2 separate regions of the Homo sapiens genome follow, and region 2 is linked to region 1. The links are chromatin loops, found by intact Hi-C in ENCODE. Cell type or tissue: OCI-LY7. All regions are shown on one strand. Each heading gives the region's core, and the rest is flanking DNA. Links, peaks and the distances in the headings are about the cores only.

Region 1 (9,633 bases), core at 654-8,653:
CGGCTTCTGTTGGGGCCCCAGGATCCTGCAGCTGTGGCATCCACAGGGAGTAAGGCCAGCCACGGAGGTCCTTTCATGTCACCAAGCTGCAGGGGAGGAAAAGTGACATCAGACAGATCAACAGGAGAAAACCCATTTTAATGATATGTCCACGAATGGGAGTCCCACACGGAGATGAAACTGGGGGAAGGGGCCAGATGGCGGAGGCGTCTGCGTCATCCTCAGCTGCAGGAAGATACAGGACTGTGGGGCTGCTGCAGGCTGAACCAGCTATAGCAGGGGAGTTGACTGGTGAATGAAGGTGGTTTCGTCACGCGGACATGCGTCTCTCAGGCGATCAGAGTTACCTGGAGCCGCTCTCCTCCCGGCATAGAGACCTTTACGAATGGAAATGTCTTTCATTTCTCTCCCAGACAGGCAGCTGGGCAGAGCCACTCCTGTGTCTGCAGTTACTCGAAATAATGGATATACCCAAGGCATGTTTGGGGTGGCACATTCTGCCCCCTCAAGCCATGTTTTGGGGTGGGGTGGCGTGTCCTGAGCCCCAACCCAGGTGTCAGGGCTATGGAGGGGACATTGCAAGGGGGCCTAGAGGGGCCTCTATGGGCCTTGGAGATGGAATCAGCTCCCCACCAGGCCCCAGGACAGACCTGGCTGGGGAGCGCAGGGAGGGGTCCCCAGTGTGAGGACAGCATGGGGCTGCCTCTTCCAGCAGCTCCGAGCGCTCTCAGAGAAAAACGAAATTCTCTTTTATAAGAGAAACTTGTCTCTGGTCCCATGTGTTGCCCTTTGGGCACTGGCATGAGTAATCTGAGGGCGGCGCTTTCCTCACTGCAGTGGCATCATACAGATGAGGGCTTTGCTGATCATTATCTGGAAACAGTGATCACTGTCCCATTCACAGATGGGGAGGCTGAAGCCTGGGAGATCAATTCATGCCACCAAGATCAGCTGCAGGCCGGGCCACCCATGCCTGAGGGGAGAAGGGGCCTCTCTTCTTCACGAGGCTGGTGGCTGCGGCACCTACAAAGACAGGTTAACAAGAGGACCCTCTGCCTATCACGAGCCTGGTGGCTGCCGTACCAGTAATGAAAGACAAGTTAACAAGAGGGCCGTGCAGGCTTATTTACGAGAAGTTCCATGTGACACAGGAGCCTTGAGAATGGAACACCCATCGAACCGGGGAACTCTGCATATTTTCCTCCTGGGTTTGTGGGGTGTGGACAGCACGGAGCGTGATGAAAGGATACAGGCGGCTGGGCGTGGTGGCTCACGCCTGTAATCCCAGCACTTTGGGAGGCTGAGTCGGGCGGATCACTAGGTCAGGAGATCGAGACTATACTGGCTCACACGGTGAAACCCCATCTCTACTAAAAAATACAAAAAATTAGCCAGGCGTGGTGGCGGGCGCCTGTAGTCCCAGCTACTCGGGAGGCTGAGGCAGGAGAATGGCGTGAACCAGGAAGGTGGAGCTTGCAGTGAGCCAAGATCGTGCAACAATGCGAGACTCCATCTCAAAAAAAAAAAAAAAGAAAGAAAGAAAGGATACAGACATCCTGAACCGGGGGCTGGGGCCAGGTCTGAAGGCTCTGATCTTCCTTTCTTCTGGGTCTAGGGCACATGAGGGTCTGTGACCTAATTCAGAGGAAGGCCAGAGAACTCTTTTATGGCCTGCCTCAGGGTGACAGGGAGCAGGAGAGAGCATACCTGCTTTCCCTGGCTTCTCAGATGCCACCGTGCCAGGTTTTGGGGTAGTGGTATGTCTTGAGCCCAATCAGTACCCTGGGGGTCGTGGCCGGCCCCCCTCCCTCCATGCCACAGGCTCTCTGGAGAGGCCACTGCTGTATCCCCACTGTGAGCTCGATCTGAGCTGCCTATGGGACCACACCTGAGAACCCCCAAGGGTGGCACTGGCAGACTTGAGGTGCCCAAGTGAGGCTGGTGCAGCCCCTCTGCCCTGCCAGTCTGGGCACGGGCCCCTGGGCATCGCGACTCCTACCTTCCTACCAGCCCAGATGCAGGGCCTGAGCCGGCAGGGCTTCCACCCAGCCCAGGGTGTGTCCCCCTACCAGAGGCGCTGCATTGGATAGGAAGGACCCACCTGTTTCCCTGCCCAGTACCAGCTGGCAGGCCCCCCGTGGCTCAGGGTGCCTGTGAGGAGGGGTGGGGGCTCTAATTGCTCACCTGCTGCTCTGAGGTGTCAGGCAGGGTTGGGGGTGGCACCTGGGGAAGGCTGGGCTGAGGGGGCAGGCTGCCCCTCCTGCAGGAGAGGTGCAGTATTTCACTGGGTCCTTTGGAAAGGGCAGGGAAGCTCCTGCTCGCCCGTACTGCACCATTTCCTGTGATCTTAGCAATGACTTCCTGGCTCCATTTTCTCCACCAGTCCGAATACATGAGCCAGACCCGCAGCTTTCTCTTCCACAGCCTCCTGGCCTCCGGGTCCACCTGGGTGGTGCCCACCCGCCAGACTGGGGCCTGGTGGTTGTAGGGGACGGGGAGCAGCCTTGCTTCAGTGTGGGTCATTCCTGACTGTGAGATGGTTGGGGGGCAGGGGTTGTAGAGTCTGTGGGAGGCCTCGGCTGGGCCTCAGAGAGGGGTATCTCTTCTGCAGAAAACCCAGCCACCCTTACCAGATGCGGTCAGGCTACAAAGGGAAGATGTGCTCCCTCTTTAGAGGCAGGTGATTCCTGTGAATCCGATGACCGAGATAAGGTGCACGATTCAGTGGGCAAGGCAACTCACCATCCTCTCTTTATGGTCCTCGCAATTTGCACCATGCACAATGCAGGGTGAAGTCAGCCCCCAAATTACAGAGGAAAGACTCTGCGGTCTTTGTCAGTTAAACAGGAGATGCAAACTCCAAGCTAGTTAATGAGCTGTGATCGGCCACGCTCACGATTCAGTGCAGGTCTCTCCTTCCTGCTATCACAGTCTTTGCCGGCTGCATCATGACTACCAACCAGTCCCCTCATAATTACAAGAGTCTCCTGTCATGTTTTCTTCTGGAGCGAGGCATGCTCCAACTTGCTTCTGGGTTCTTAATTTTTGATCAGGGACGGCTCCTTGACTAATTATTTGGCAGTAATGAGGGAGGACAGATCGAGTTGTGAAAGTCCCCCCCAAGCTTTTAGAAGGAAGCTGCAAATTAAAAAATGAGGTATTGGTAAACAGGATGCTAATTGGATTAATATGAAAATGATGAATTCTGATAAAAATAGCAAAATACACCGTTGTAAGATTGAGGCCAGTATAACTCCAAGAATTCATTGTCTAATGTTCAGCTGGTCAGTCTGGTCTTTGAAAGTATTAGAATAACAGAAAGAGTCTACTCTTGACGATGAAGTATACGGTTAGTAATTTATGCAAAACAGAACTTTAAAACCGGAAGGACTTGATATGAGTGGGGTGCATGGAAATCATTCGTATTTTGAAGTTTCATAACTCTGACCCCTAGGTCCTTTGGTTTGTCTCTCTTTTCTTTTTTTTTTTTTTTTAGACAATTTCTCTCTCTGTCACCCAGGCTGGAGTGCAGTGGCATGATCTTGGCTCACTGAAACCTCCACCTCCCAGGTTCAAGCGATTCTCCTGCCTCAGCCTCCTGAGTGGCTGGGATTACAGGCATGAACCACCGTGCCCGGCCTTTTTTTTTTTTTTTTTTTTTAAGAGACAGAATCACCAGGCAAGGTGGCTCACACCTGTAATCCCAGCACTTTGGGAGGCCAAGGCAGGTGGATCACCAGGTCAGGAGTTTGAGACCAACCTGGCCAACATACAGTGAAACCCCATCTCTACTAAAAATACAAAAATTAGCTGGGTATAGTAATTCCAGCTACTTGGGAGGCTGAGGCAGGAGAATCGCTTTTGAAGCCAGGAGGCGGAGTTTGTGGTGAGCTGAGATCGCACCATTGTACTCCAGCCTGGGCAACAAGAGCAAAACTCTGTCTCAAAAAAAAAAAAAAAAAAAAAAAAAAAGAGAGAGAGAGAGAGAGAATCTCACTCTGCAGCCTAGGCTGGTGTGCAGTGGTGCAGTCACAGCTGACCACAGCCTCCAACTGCTGGGCTCAGGCCATCCTCTTGCCTGTGTCCTGAGTAGCTGTGACCATAGACACACACCACCACATCCAGTTAATTTAGTTTTGTTGTTTCTTGCTTTTAGAGACAGGGTCTTGCTATGTATCCCACACTAATGAATGTAAAATCTTAAAATGGTGCCTGGTGCAGAGTAAGCTGTGTGTTGGTGGGGTGTAATTATGGGTCATATTGACAGTTTCACTTCTGCGGCATGCCCTCAGGAACTCACTGATGCACACAGAGGGACCTGCTGGCAAATACTGAAGAGCTGTGGGGAGAAAGGAAGGGGTCTGACAGTGAAGGTGGGTGCGTGGGCGGGGGGCTTTTAATGGTCCCTCTGCTGGCTCCCTCCCCACCACCTCCTGCCCACCTCCCTGGCCTTGGCTGCAGGCTAGGGTGCCCTTTGACCTCAAAGAGGCCTGTCCTGTGTGTCTCACTGAGCAGGAACAAACCGTCCCAGAAGCCCTTCAGCTCGGAAGTGAGTAAGCATTGGCGGTGGGGATGGTGCTCTGAGCAGACGCGACTCAGTGCCATGCGGGCGTCTCTCCCAGGGCGGCTTTCAGACTGACCCCCAAACAGAGGGCTCAGAAAAGATGTTTTTCAATGAGGGACATTTATGGTTGGCAAAAAAAAGTGGCTCCCCAAAGGTCTTCACGTCCCAATCCCCAGAACCCGTGTCTATGTTATTTCCCATGGCAAAGGGGACCGTGATTCAGCTATTTTGAGATGGGGAGGCCATCTGGCAGGATCCAGGTGGGTCCAGTGTCATCAGGGGGCCCCACAAGAGGGGTGAGAGAGGGAGCTGATGATGGAGGCAGAGGTTGGAGGGATGCATTTCAGAGATGGAGGAAAGTGTCACATGCCAAGGAATATGCCTGCGGAAGCAGGAGAGGACGGGGAGGTAGGGATTGTCCCAGGGCCTCCAGAACCAAGAGAAGACAGGGGAGTAGGGATTCTCCCAGGGCCCCCCAAAGACAGGAAGAGGGGGAAATGTATTCTCCCGGGGTCTCCAGAAGCAGCCAGCCCTGCCCGCAGTTTGGCTTTAGCTCCCTGGTACCCATCTCGGACTCTGACCTACAGAACTGTAAGAGAGTAAATTTATCTCATTCTGTGCTGCTCATTGTGTGGTCATTGGTTACGGCAGCCACAGAAAACAGACAGTGCGCACATCCGCATGGTCCCCTCTCCAGCTCTTGCCTGATAGGCATAAACGAGGGCAGCTGGGCGCGGTGGCTCACGCTTGCAATCCCAGCACTTTGGGAGGCCGAGGCGGGTGGATCATGAGGTCAGAAGATTGAAACTATCCTGGCCCACATGGTGAAACCCCGTTTCTACTAAAAATACAAAAAATTAGCCAGGCGTGGTGGCACGTGCCTGTAGTCCCAGCTATTCAGGAGGCTGAGGCATGAGAATCGCTTGAACCTGGGAGGCAAAGGTTGCAGTGAGCCAAGATGGAGCCACTGCACTCCAGCCTGGGCGACAGAGAGAGATTCTGTCTCAAAAAAAAAAAAAAAGAAAGAAAAAAAGTAAAAAAGAAAAAAAGGAAATAAACAAGGGCTTGCCCTGTAGTTCACATCTGGACCACCCAGCTTAAAATAGGGCAGGGGAGTTCAGGAATAGCTTTGCAACCCTTGTGTTACGGTGCACAGGTGTGCAAAAATTCTCCTTGAACTCCCCCTTCAGTGTCCCCCCAGGGCTCATGGCCACTGTCACTCTGTGCTAGTTGCTCTTCAGACCAGGGAACAGACTTGGCCATGGCTATGGCCAGGGTCCAGCTGCTATTGCTCCTCCTGTCACCCACCCACCTTTTGTCTCCAACAAGGATGTTGAGAGGAGCCAGGCACCAGCCTCCCTGGGTTCAGGTCTTTCCTCTCCCCTCACTTTCCTATGAACTAGGGGTGGGGGAGGAGGAGTGCCTGCCAGGAGGTCACTGCAGCCAAGGAACCCAAATTGGTGTGCTTGAGAATGACCCATGGATACACTTTCCAAAGAGTCACCCGGCTGCGATGAGGGGCCATCTCCCCTCCTGGAGCCAACAGCCATGAGTAGCTGTCACACACATCCGTGCAGCACCTAGACACACATCCGTGCTGTCCACTCCGTGCTGCTGCAATTGTGGGGGAGGAAGGTGGCACAGTGGCAGCGACACACACTTCCCTCTCCAAAATTGGGGCGGGGCTCCTCAAAATCCTCTGACCAGCATTAAAGATTCAGAATTTGATATTATGGCTGCATATAATGTTGAATTATCTGAACTTGCTGCACGTGTGTGTGTGTGTGTGTGTGTGTGTGTGTGTATTGTTGGTAGGACCAAAACGGTTAATTATCAGCAATTTCATGGTTTGACCTAATATTTTAAAAGAGAGGTTCTTACCTGCTGGAAGCATGTACTGGTGTATTACGGATGAGACGGTCTCATAGGTGGAATTTGCTGTGAAATGCCCCAGGAAACAAAAAGCCAGAGGTCAGAGTGATGAGAGCTGGGGACGGGTGGATGGGTTCCTGGGCCGTTCCCTGTAGTGCTGAGTGTGCTTGGAAGTGTCCACAATGAGGAGTAGAAACGAGTACAAAGCTGGGTGGAGACAGCCCTGTCCTGGCTGCCCTGAGCTCGGCCCTGTCAGTCGCCTTGAGGAGGGTTGGGGGGAGCAGGGATGCAGGGTGGCGCGTGCATGCCAGGTGGCAGGCGGCAGGTGCTGGCTCCAGGCCCGTCTCCAGCCCCAGGGCTCCAGGCCATGCTCCGCCCCCAGCTGCCCTGCAGCTCCAGGCCGGCCACGCTGCCGCCTAGTTTCGCAACTCCAATGTCATCACCTAGGTGACAGGGACGCTGCTGCCACCGCCCGCCTGCGGGAGCCAGGAGCCAGCCGAGGGCCACTTCCACCTGGCCCCACCGACCCTCCGGGGCCCAGGCTTAGCCAAGGTAGGCTTGGGCTTGGCTCGCCCTCCTCTCGGCCTGAGTCGGGGGGAGTCTCCTTGCCACCGTGGGTGCAGTGGCTCCGGGGGCCCACCCTGGGGTGCAGAGAGCCCCTCTACGGCCTCCCAGGAGGCGGCTTGGAAATGCAGTACTGTTCAGGCCAGGGTGGGGAGGCCTTGCCCACAGTTCTCCTGATGGGACAAGCCACAGCTCTGGGGAGCCATCTGCCCCAAGTGGCACATCAGGGCTCCTCGTGTGACCCTAGGATCGGGGGCAGAAGTGGCTCTGGTACCGCCACCTCCACCCCTTGGACCCACCAGGAGCTCTTTCCACTTCCTGCCAAGGAGGCGCAGAGTGACTGCCCCAGCCTGGCACGTCCGGGGGCTTCCCGGCTGGGGGCCGCCATCCTCAGCCTCACACAGCTGATCCAGAACCTCCCAGTTCTCCCCAGCCCCCTCACTCTTTTGTGGCCCCGGAGCCTCTCCCGGCAACAGCAAGCCATGCCCCGGCCTCCCCGGCACTCACGCAGCTACTCCCAAGCCTGACCATGACGTGGACGGCAGGAAGGGGCTGGGCATGTCCTGTTCCTTCTGCCTGGGTCCTGCTTCCAGGGCTGGACTCCCAGGCTGGGGAATCCTCAGGGACCCATCAAACTGGGGGACAGGGGAGGGGCTTGTGGGGATTTGCTGTGAGGAGGGCAGAGTGTGTACGTGGCAGTGCCTGCGGACACATGTGTGCGCATATGTGAATAGGTGTGTCCATGTGCATGTATGTGCAAGTGTGTTGCTAGAGGTGAGAGGGTGGGTAGGGAAACTGAGTGACCAGCTCCTCCCTGAAGCCTTGGGGGAATGTCCGAGGGGCCAGGGCCTCTGGATCCTGTTCCCTTGGCTCTTTGCAAAGTCTCCAGCCTGGCCTCCTGGATGGGCATGTGGCTCGGGGGGCGAGACCATGGGCTCTTCCTGGCTTGCTGTGTCGCTCTGGGTGCGTTTTACACCACTCTGAGGATCTCTCTGCTCATCCCTAAGGCAGGGATGATGATGGGGCCAGGGGACCACATGGGCACAGGTAAGGCAGGGATGATGATGGGGCCGGGGGACCACATGGGCACAGGCTTCTGGAATGTGGGTGTCGTCTCCCTGGGGTCCCGCAGTCTGAACTCAAGACTCAAGAGCCCCATGTCCAGGTGGGGATGTACAGGAGCCCCTTAGAAGTGGGGAAGAAGGCCAGGCGTGGTGGCTCACATCTGTAATCCCAGCACTCTGGGAGGCTGAGGCGGGTGGATCAACAGAGGTCAGGAGTTCGAGAGCAACCTGGCCAACATGGTGAACCCTGTCTCTACTAAAAATACAAAAATTAGCTGGGCGTGGTGGCGCACACAGCTGTAATCCCAGCTACTGGGGAGGCTGAGTCAGAAGAATCATTTGAACCTGGAAGGCGGAGGTTGCAGTGAGCTGAGATCGTACCACTGCACTCCAGCCTGGGTGACAGAGCGAGACTCTATCTCAAAAAAAATAAAATAAAATAAAAAAGATAGGAAAAGAAAAAGAAAAAGTGAGGAGAAATGAGGAGGAAGTCGAGCAATTTAACCCCAAATGGTGCTTCTCCAGCAGTCACTCTGTTCCTGTCCTGACCTGACCTGCTGGGCCCCGCCCGCTCAAACCAAATCATGGATTCTGTCATCGCTTCTTCACGGAGCACCTACTGTGTGCCAGGCGGGTGCTGGGGCTGCAGCGCAGAGAGCAGTCAGGGCTTGGTGGTCTGGCCCGCAAAGAGTCAGCATGTGAATGTCTCTCCATGCGATGGGTGCTGGGAGGGAGGAGCCCTGGCAGGTCTGGGGAAGACCAGCGTCTCTTAAATGGGGGTGCGCGGGCCCTGAGGAGTGAGGCTTCCTGACAGCCGTCCCTCGTGGGTGCCATGCTGGTCAGAGTGGGGTCTGGCTGCACAGCCTCCCTCAGGGCTGGGCTGGAAGCACAGGTCGGCTGGCACCTGTCCAGGTTTCAGGGTTCCAGGGCTCCAGCTGGAACTGCCTCAGGGATGGCAGGGGTGGGCCTGTCCCTGGAGAGGCGTGGGGTGTGGGAGCTGGGAGCGTGACGGGAAGCAGCCCCCTCAGACCTGGAGTAGCATGGAGCCTAGGATCCATTGTGACCTTGGTGGTCCTGTACCCTGTCCAGCTCCAGTTGCTGTTCCTGCCTCTCCCTGACCTACTGGCTGCCCAGGCTGCCCCTTGGCCGAGCTCCACCATGGCCAGTGCCCCTCCATTCGCTTGTGAGTCCCACAAGATCACAGCCCTGCCCAGGGCCTAGGCAGCTCTTGGGCTGACCCAGCCATCGTCGGGAGCCCCCTTCGTGACGGGGGCAAAGGCTGGATCGTTGTCTGCCCTGCAGGAGCCGGGGCCTCCAGAGGACGGGCTGCCTGGCGGGAAGGTGGAGCTCACCGGAGCCCAGCCTAAGCCAGCTGTGGTGCTTCTGAGATGTGCGGCCCTGGGCAGGCTGCTCGCCCTCTCGGGGCCTCTGGGAACACCTGGGGACTTCCCGCTGGGTTCCTCTGAGGATTGAATGAGCTTGAAAATATGGAGGATTTGGCACAGGGAATGCTGGGCAGCAATATCAGAAAGGCAACCCTGAGAGCCAGCGGACAGCCACTCTGAGGAA
Region 2 (8,000 bases), core at 1-8,000, 52 kb after region 1:
CCCGGGGTGACGCCTCTGCAGTGCCCAGTCTTCCTGGAACCCAGGGGTGACGCCTCTGCAGTGCCGTCTTCCTGGAACCCAGGGGTGCTTAAGGCGGGTCTCTGCCTAGACCCCGACCCCAGGCCCCAGGACCCAAGTCAAGCCCAGCAGTGACAAAGGGCTGGGAGATGGAGCTTGGGGGTCAGACAGCTATGGTCTGGGTGCTGGTCCACCCCAGCTTAGCAGGCAGGTTTGGGTCACTAAACGGAGTGACAGTGCCTGACCTCCCAGGGCCAAGGTCAGGTGAGGGCCCCGCGCAGGGCAGGCACCAGTGGGCAGTGGATGTGGCCATGAGGGTGGACCCAGGTGCCCCATTCCCTGGCAGGTGGACAGCACTCACTGTCTCCCCAGGTCTCCACACCAACAGAGGCAGACACCTTGGGCAAACGCTGCCTCGCAGCCTCCCCCAACACTAGGCCCCTCTTATCTCCTCTGCCTGTGGCCCTCGTCTCCTACTGGACCCCTGGGCCTTCACTATGCACTGGAGACAAAGCCACCAAGTCTATCCTGGGCTCAGCACATACCTGCTTCCCTCCCCTACCCCGATCATAGCCCAGGATGGAGATCCCTAGAGGCAGCCGTGCATGGGACGAGGATCGAGCAGGCTCCAGCTCCTGTGGTCTGGGTGCACTCAGTGTCTCCCAGGGAGCCGCGCTTCCAGGCCGTTGAGAGTCCCCCGTGTGGCTCCTGCTCACCTGTTTAGGACATGGCTCAAGGTCGTGGTGGGGCAGACTGCCCAGCTCCTCAGGGTTCCCACTTGCCCCTGGCCTGCCCTCCCCAGTGAGCAGTTTCTTGTCCACAGCCTCTGGGGCTCTAGCAGGCCTCCGTCAGGGCTGAGGATCGCTTGGCATCTGCAGAGGATGTTTCTGCCTCTGGTTCATCCTCCATAGAGCTCCTGGCCTGGGAGCCCCGGCTGGCCAGCATGGGGGTGCCAGCAGACACATCTGTCTCCTGCAGCCCCCCCAGCCAGGAGCTCTTTCACAGCAGCCTCTTTTCTTGGGCAGCGCTGGGCCTGGCACTGGCTGTGGCCTCACAGGCATTCTGAAGCTCGCTTGGGCCTCTCATCTGCCTGGCCCATGGGCTGTGGATGTCCTGGTGAGTGAGCCGTCACTGCCTCGACCATGGGAGCCCCAGCTTAACACCAAGGTGTTCTGAAACAGGGGCGATTGCCACATGTGTCCTTTCCCCCTCCCCAGGCTAGTGGCTTCCCTGGGGCAGGGAGGGACCAGCCCTGTGACATCCTGCCAGGCCTCCCTGACATCTGTCAGAGCCCAGCCTGTGCTCCCAGCAGCTCTCTGAGGGCGACAGTGACTGTGCACCAGTGAAGGCCACAGCCTCCCACGAAGGGGGCTGTCACCAAGGGGGCCCTGTGGCTGCCACCTGAGGATACCCTTCCTCTCTCAGAAGGAGAAAGGGACCCAGGAGGACCCTAATCCACAGGCTGTTGACCCTGGCTCAGGCATGTGTTTTAGGGGGTCCATCTGTGAACCCACGAATTTAATGGAAAGGGTTCTGTGGCTCAGCCCCAGGAGCTTTTCTAGGGAGAGGAAGGGTCCAGGGCCTTGGCAGAGGGTGGGCTCAAAGAGGCCCGTAACCCCAGAGAGGAGAGAGATGCACCCCTAAACACACAGACGCACACACAAGCAAGGGAACTGGATAAAAGTGAGCAATAAAAAAAATCGTTTAAAAAATAAAAGCCCCCACTGCAGGCCCCATCTTCCAGAATCTGTTGCAACAGATTCACCCACGCTGGTTAACGGTATTTGCGGTTTGCAAGATGCTACACGTCCCAGGAAAATGACAGACAAGTTATTATCACCTCTCCGCTGTCCTCCTGCCCAAACCTGCCCGTGCCGGGCACCCAGCTGCCGGGGAGCGAGGAGCGGGCACAAGGAAATTAGCAGCCCCCCGCTGCACCCTCCCCTCACCCACCCCCGCACCAGCCCTGCCAGGCCCAGGGCTCCCAGCCAGGCCGGGCCCATGTTGTACTGGGGCGGGGGAGGAGGGGAAGGAGAGGAGGGTCGGAGAGGAGCCGGCAGCGTGGGGAGGGATGGGCACAGTGGCGTTTGGGCAAACCCTTTCCTGCAAGCAGGACGGTGCACGCACCCTGGGCAGGCAAGTCCAGGCGGCTCCGTGTCAACAGCCGAAGATAAATACGATTTTATCAGCTCGGAATCTGTTGAAACACATCCATCTAGCGGTTCTAGGGAAGGAGAAGGCAGGAGGGGGGCGGCGGAGGGGAAGTGTCTCCACGTGACCTTTCCTATAGAATAGGCTCCACCGGAGTCCTCCTCCTCCTGCCCGTTTTCCACAGGGCCAAGCCCAGGCCTGAAGCCTAGAGGCCTGCTGGGGAGACAGGAGGAAGGAGCTGGGGGAGCGCTGGAGCCGTCCTGGGCTCAGCCACCCTCTAGAAGGACCTGGATCTCTCAGGGCTCCCTTCCCTCCTGTGGCCACCTGTGTCACCCACCCCCAGATGCTGCCAGGGCAGGGGACATCACAGACATCCTCCCCGAGGCCACCCAGCTCCGGCCCGGCTGGGCACCTGGGGTCCAGTTAGTGCCAGGGTGAGGTCTGCCAGGCATGTATGCCCCAAAGGCCATGTGAGCACTGCACTGGGGACACCTGTGGGGAGGAGAGCCAGGCCCAGGACCTTGGTGGCCTTACTGGCCAGAGGGGAGGAGAAGTGCTCACATCGCCTGAGGACAGGGGCCTCCTTGCTCTCCACCCTGAGGCCTGGGCCTCCCTCCGCCACTGGCCCAGGTCGAAGACCTGTCCGTTCTAGGCCGCTCCACACTCCAGTCCGAGCCCCCACTTCCCGGGGTGGGTGGTCCGGCCGCCGCCTGCACCGAGTACCAGGGACAGCTCCCGGCGCGCCCAAGCTCCTCCCCGGGGCGGGGCGGGGCGGGGCATCCACAGTGCTCCCCGCGCCTGGGCCCCCAGGACCTCTTGCAGACGGGAGTCCCTCAGACAGTGCAGAGACGGGAGCACGCACTGGGCCCTGCACCCACTTCGTAGCGCCCTGGCCTGGGACGCCCCACCACGCAGCTTCCAGAGCAAGGATCGCCACTTCACCCTGCCCGGAGACCCAGAGGGAGTGGGGCGGGCTCAGCAGGGCGCTGCTGAGAGGCCGCTGCCTAGGTCTGCGAAATGGGAGCACTGCTGACCCTGAGGCCCAGGCGGGCGGGAGCTCAGGCTCCGCAGAGGACTATGGCCGGGGGTGCTGGGGCAGGGGCCTAGGGGAGGGGCTGCAGGGGCCAGGCAGGAGCTGTGAAACCCCTCACGCTGTTGAGACTCCATGGGGCTGTCAGGGAGCGACGGCTGCCGGGGCCTCTGCCCGCAGGCTTGGTTGCACCCAGAGCCTTACTCCATCTGTGTCCAACTGGCTGAGGAGCCCAGGCGGCCTCCCCTCCCCCTGAGTGTCTGGGGCTCCTTGGTGGATCTAATGACCCCCATCTCAGGCCATGGGCTGTGGCACTAGGGTGGAAGAAGCCTCGGGGGACTCAGCCCCGGAAAGGGAACTGTAGGGAAGCGGGGCCTGTGTGGCTCCAGCCCCCCGCAACCAACACCTCCTCACCTGGTGCTGAGAATAACGAGGGCGCAGTAGCCACTAACACCTGCAGGCCACTGTGTTCCCAGGGGACACGCAGTGAGTCAGAGATGCAGGTGGAGAGGCTTGTGCAGTGGCTAGAGGCATCCCAGCTGACGAGCACAAAGCCAAAACTGCCACCCACAGGGCCGGACCTCAGAGGCCCTTCTCCTTTTGCCGCCCCTGAGACTCTGACCTGAGCCACCCCGGCCGGGGTCTGTTTCAAGGGGGGTCTGCCGCGCCCTCCCTGCTCTGTGGTTTCCCTAGGGAGCGGCTAGGATGGATGGCATTTGTTGAGTACCACCTGTGTACCTCCATCTGCTACACGTTACTGAGGAGAGACGAGGGGGACAGAGCCAGGTGCCTGAATTCCAGGGGGCCTGTGTGCTCTGCACACAAGAGGTGCTCCATAAATGCTCAGCAATGGGCAGCTCGCCCTGCAGGCTGCCCTGGCCTCGGAGAAGCCTGGCGACACGGCTGCCGGCCCTGTGTTCCTCTCCCCTGCTCGGGGCACTGGCAGACAAGAGCCTGCCACCACCTGGCCCCTCCTCCTTCTGTCCCCAACCAGCACAGATGGAGACCAGGCGTGGTGTGTAGCTTCAGGCAGGGCCTTTGTCCAAGAGACCAGTGCCTGGACACAGGCCACTGCAAGTTTGGGCCAAGAGCCCTCCCTGTCTGAGTCTCCTGAGGGTCCGAGTCCCAGAGGGTCTGTGCTGCGAGCTGTTCCCATGTGCCCTGGGGGCAGGGCTACCTGCTTATCCTTCCAAGTGATGCTGTGGGGAGCAAAGGGGGCATTTGTAATGGTGGGGACACTGTACATCAGTGGTCACCTCCAGGGAAGCCAGACTGACCCCACAACAAGGAGACTGCTGTACTTCCCGCTGTGCCCAAGCCTGCAGCTCCGACAGTCCAGGGCAGGCGCCCGCACAGGGGTGGGCTGCTAGCTCTGCAAGGCTGTTTCTGCTTTTCTTTTTTTCTCTTTGTGTGTGTGTGTGTGTGTGTGTGTGTGTGTGTGTGTGTGTGTGTGACGGATTCTCACTTTGTCACCCAGGCTGGAGTGCAATGGTGCGATCTCGGCTCACTGCAACCTCCACCTCCCGAGTTCAAGCGATTCTCCTGCCTCCTGCCTCAGCTTCCTGAGTAGCTGGGACTACAGGCGCCCGCCACCTTGCCTGGCTAATATTTGTATTTTTGGTAGAGACAGGGTTTCACCATATTGGCCAGGCTGGTCGAACTCCTGACCTCAGCTGCCTGCCTTGGCCTCCCAAAGTGCTGGGATTACAGGCGTGAGCCACCGCCCTCAGCCCGTTTCCTGCTTTTCTAAACAGCGCCCAGCCTCCCCTGCAGGGCTGTGCATGATGGTTCCTTCCTGTGTTTTAAACAGGACTGGGGATGGGCGGCTTCCTGCCTAAGGCCCTGTGCCCAAGGTGGGGGTCGCAGGCAGGGGCAGTGGAGCCACTCTGGCTCCAGGGGCTCCAGGTGGACGGAGGACCTAGGAGGGGCCAGCTCTTTGGTATCCAATTCCCATCCTGAGGAGGCCACTGAAGGACCCCCTTCCACTTGTCCCTCCAGCCCCCTCACACCCATGGCAGGGACAGACCAGCGTTCCTGGCTGGGTCTCATTCGGGGAGCCCAAGTAGCTCACCAGAGAGGGGACCGCTCCCACTGCACAGGAACAAGGGCACTCAGGGTGCCGGGGACCCAGGCCCCACCCACCATGGCTCGCAGCCTCCGTCAGCTCCATCTCCCCTGTCTCTTTCCTTTTTCCTTCCTGGCTTTTCGTGTGCCTGCACCTGCCAAGGACCTATGTGGCTCCTGAGAGCCCCTCATGTCCCTTGATGGCCAGAGAGGCAGTACTGGTGGCCAGTGGGGGTCAGGGGGTCAGGGCCCCCTAACTTCCTTGGCAAAGGGAAGACTCCACCTGCAGCTTCCCTGGTTCTGCCAGTAGCTCCCTGTCTCTGACCTCAGTTTCCCCAACTGTTCCACGGTGGAGTGCGATGGGACATTCTCCAGGGCACTTGCGGCTGCAGTGACTTGTGATTCTGAGTCATCGGGGGCTGGTGAGGGGCACAGAGGGCATGGGGTGGCAGCAGAAGTCATTCTCTGAGCCTGAGACTGGGGATCATTCCTGATGGCCCTTTGGGGAGAGAGCATGAGGACTCCCAGCAGGTGACCAGGAGCCAGACGCTTGGGAAATCAGCCAGCTTGGAAGTGAGTGGACGCCCCTGCAGCGGCCTCAGCGGGGTCACTTTTAGAACTCATGAGAGCCGGCCTGGGTCCTCAGATGGGCAGCCGGGCCCTGTGAGGCAAAGAAGCTGGAGGCCTCTGCAGGGGCTGGCTCAGGAAGGGTGTCATCCAGTCCTCCTGCAGCAGGGCCCACGCCAGCTCCAGACAGACCTATTAGCTCCTCGAGTCCCAAGCTGGGGATACTGGGGCTGTGAGCCCAGAGGGGCCCCCAGAGTGGCCAAGACCAAGCCACACAGCTCGGCTGCTCAGACTTGGTGGCCCCAGCAGGAGAGGGTGTCAGAGTCACCAGGGCTGCTGAGGCCATGAGAGGCCTTCACACCAACCCAGAGAGCTCTCTATGGAAGCTTGAATGCATAGTGGGCAACCAGCCCATCACACATTAACCACTTGCTCTGTGCAAATGCCAGAGAAGCCTAGCTCTGGTCTTAAAAACAGATTCAATGCTGCAAACCCACCTCTTCAAAATGCCGCAGTCAGGGACATGGCTTCCACAGGCCTGGCTCCCAGCCCCCGTTCCCGCCCTCACTCTCCAGCAGCCCCTTCTTGCTCTCCTGGCCTTTCTTGTCCCCATCCATAAACCTAAAGCCTCTCTGCCTGACTGCCACCGGCACTCACACCCCTGCTGTCATGGAGCCCAAATGACCCGATGGCTGTGGAGTGGGTGCCAGGGCAGCTGTGCCTGGATTCACGCCTCAAAGGACAGACACCTGGAGGGATTCAGCAGAGGGGCTGCTTGGGGCAGTCTTCATCTGGGGGTTGTGGAAGGGGCACCCATGGGGAGGACGTGGCTCCCAATGGGGGGTGGCCTGGACAGGGGTGCAGTTGGGACCACTGGTCTCACCCGCTCCCTCTCCCCCACTCCAGTACTCCCCGCTCTTGAAGAAACTCTACTGCCAGATCGCCAAGACATGCCCCATCCAGATCAAGGTGTCCACCCCGCCACCCCCAGGCACCGCCATCCGGGCCATGCCTGTTTACAAGAAAGCGGAGCACGTGACCGACGTCGTGAAACGCTGCCCCAACCACGAGCTCGGGAGGGACTTCAACGAAGGTGAGGGCCCCCAGCTCCTCTGCCCACGGTGGCACTTTGCCCAGCATCCCGGACAGCACAGCCGGGGGCTGCCTAACTGGGAGAGAGTGGGGCTGACAGCATGGGCTTAGCCATTCCCCTGCGGAGGGCTTTCAGTGCCTCCACCAGCCCCCATTTTCCCAGTTCTGAGTGGGACCTGGGGGGGCCCATGCTCCTGGGCAGGGGCAAGTGGTCTGGGCAGAGTCTGAGGGGCAGCGGCCTTCTGGGGCCCCAGAGATCCTATGAGTCATAGCCCCTCTCTCCAGTGTGCCTGGCAGGGCCTACGGGCTACCCCAAGGATTAGCAGGAGAATCAGGGGGCAGAGCCACTGGGCAGGCACCCCCAGAGCACAAGGGCTGCCAGCTGGCCTGAGCCTCACCTGGAAGCCCACAGGACTGGGCCTGGTGGTCTCAGTTCTGCTGCGATGCACCTGGCACAGCTGGGCGCCTCTCTGCACCTGGCACAGGGGTGGGCACCTCTCTGCACCTGGCACAGGGCTGGGCACCTCTCTTCACCTGGCATGGGGCTGGGCACCTTTCTTCACCTGGCATGGGACTGGGCACCTCTCTGCATGTGACACAGAGGTGGGCACCTGGCATGGGGCCGGGCACCTCTCTGCACCTGGCATGGGGCTGGGCACCTCTTTGCACCTGGCACAGGGTGGGCACCTCTGCACCTAGCACAGGAGTGGGCACCTCTCTGCACCTGGCATGGGGCTGGACACCTCTCTGTGCCTGGCACAGGGCTGGGCACCTCTGCATCTGGCATGGGGCTGGGCATCTCTGCACCTGACACCGGGGTGGGCACCTCTCTGCACCTGGCATGCAGCTGGGCACCTCTCTGCACCTGGCACTGGGCTGGGCACCTCTGCACCTAACAGGGGTGGGCACCTTTGCAGGTGGCACAGAGCTGGGCACCTCTCTGTGCCTGGCACGGGGCCAGCACCTCTCTGCACCTGACATGGGGCTGGGCACTTCTTTGAACCTGGCACGGGGCTGGGTACCTCTCTGCACCTGACATGGGGCTGGGCACCCTTTGAACCCGGCACAGGGCTGGGCA

The links. Peaks named below come from ENCODE experiments on the same cell type or tissue, not always from the same donor. Only the 100,000 strongest peaks of a DNase experiment are listed, where the experiment ranks them.
Region 2: it touches region 1 in a loop (5-fold over the local background); 8 of 110 quality-filtered maps call a loop at or near these places.

The regions. Positions count from the first base shown.
Region 1 is chr1:3,662,180-3,671,812 of GRCh38, forward strand. The region is part of intron 1 of TP73 (tumor protein p73); the gene reads left to right. It overlaps TP73-AS3 (TP73 antisense RNA 3), which reads right to left and starts at 6,766. Exons shown (of 3, transcript NR_187362.1): 1 at 6,446-6,766; 2 at 1-86. RefSeq lists an enhancer at 4,298-4,547. In OCI-LY7, for the core only: no CTCF peak of the experiment used is centred there; DNase peaks (open chromatin) are centred at 4,272, 4,542, 5,232 and 5,712; H3K4me3 peaks cover 1,015 bases; H3K27ac peaks cover 1,922 bases.
Region 2 is chr1:3,715,285-3,723,284 of GRCh38, forward strand. It overlaps TP73 (tumor protein p73), which reads left to right. Exons shown (of 14, transcript NM_005427.4): 5 at 6,737-6,923. Among named protein-coding and RNA genes, the nearest start is that of TP73-AS2, 5.0 kb to the left of the region's middle. RefSeq lists enhancers at 2,577-3,136, 3,137-3,696, 4,817-5,375, 5,376-5,935, 5,936-6,494. In OCI-LY7, for the core only: no CTCF peak of the experiment used is centred there; DNase peaks (open chromatin) are centred at 2,927, 3,687, 4,167 and 4,977; H3K4me3 peaks cover 1,083 bases; H3K27ac peaks cover 516 bases.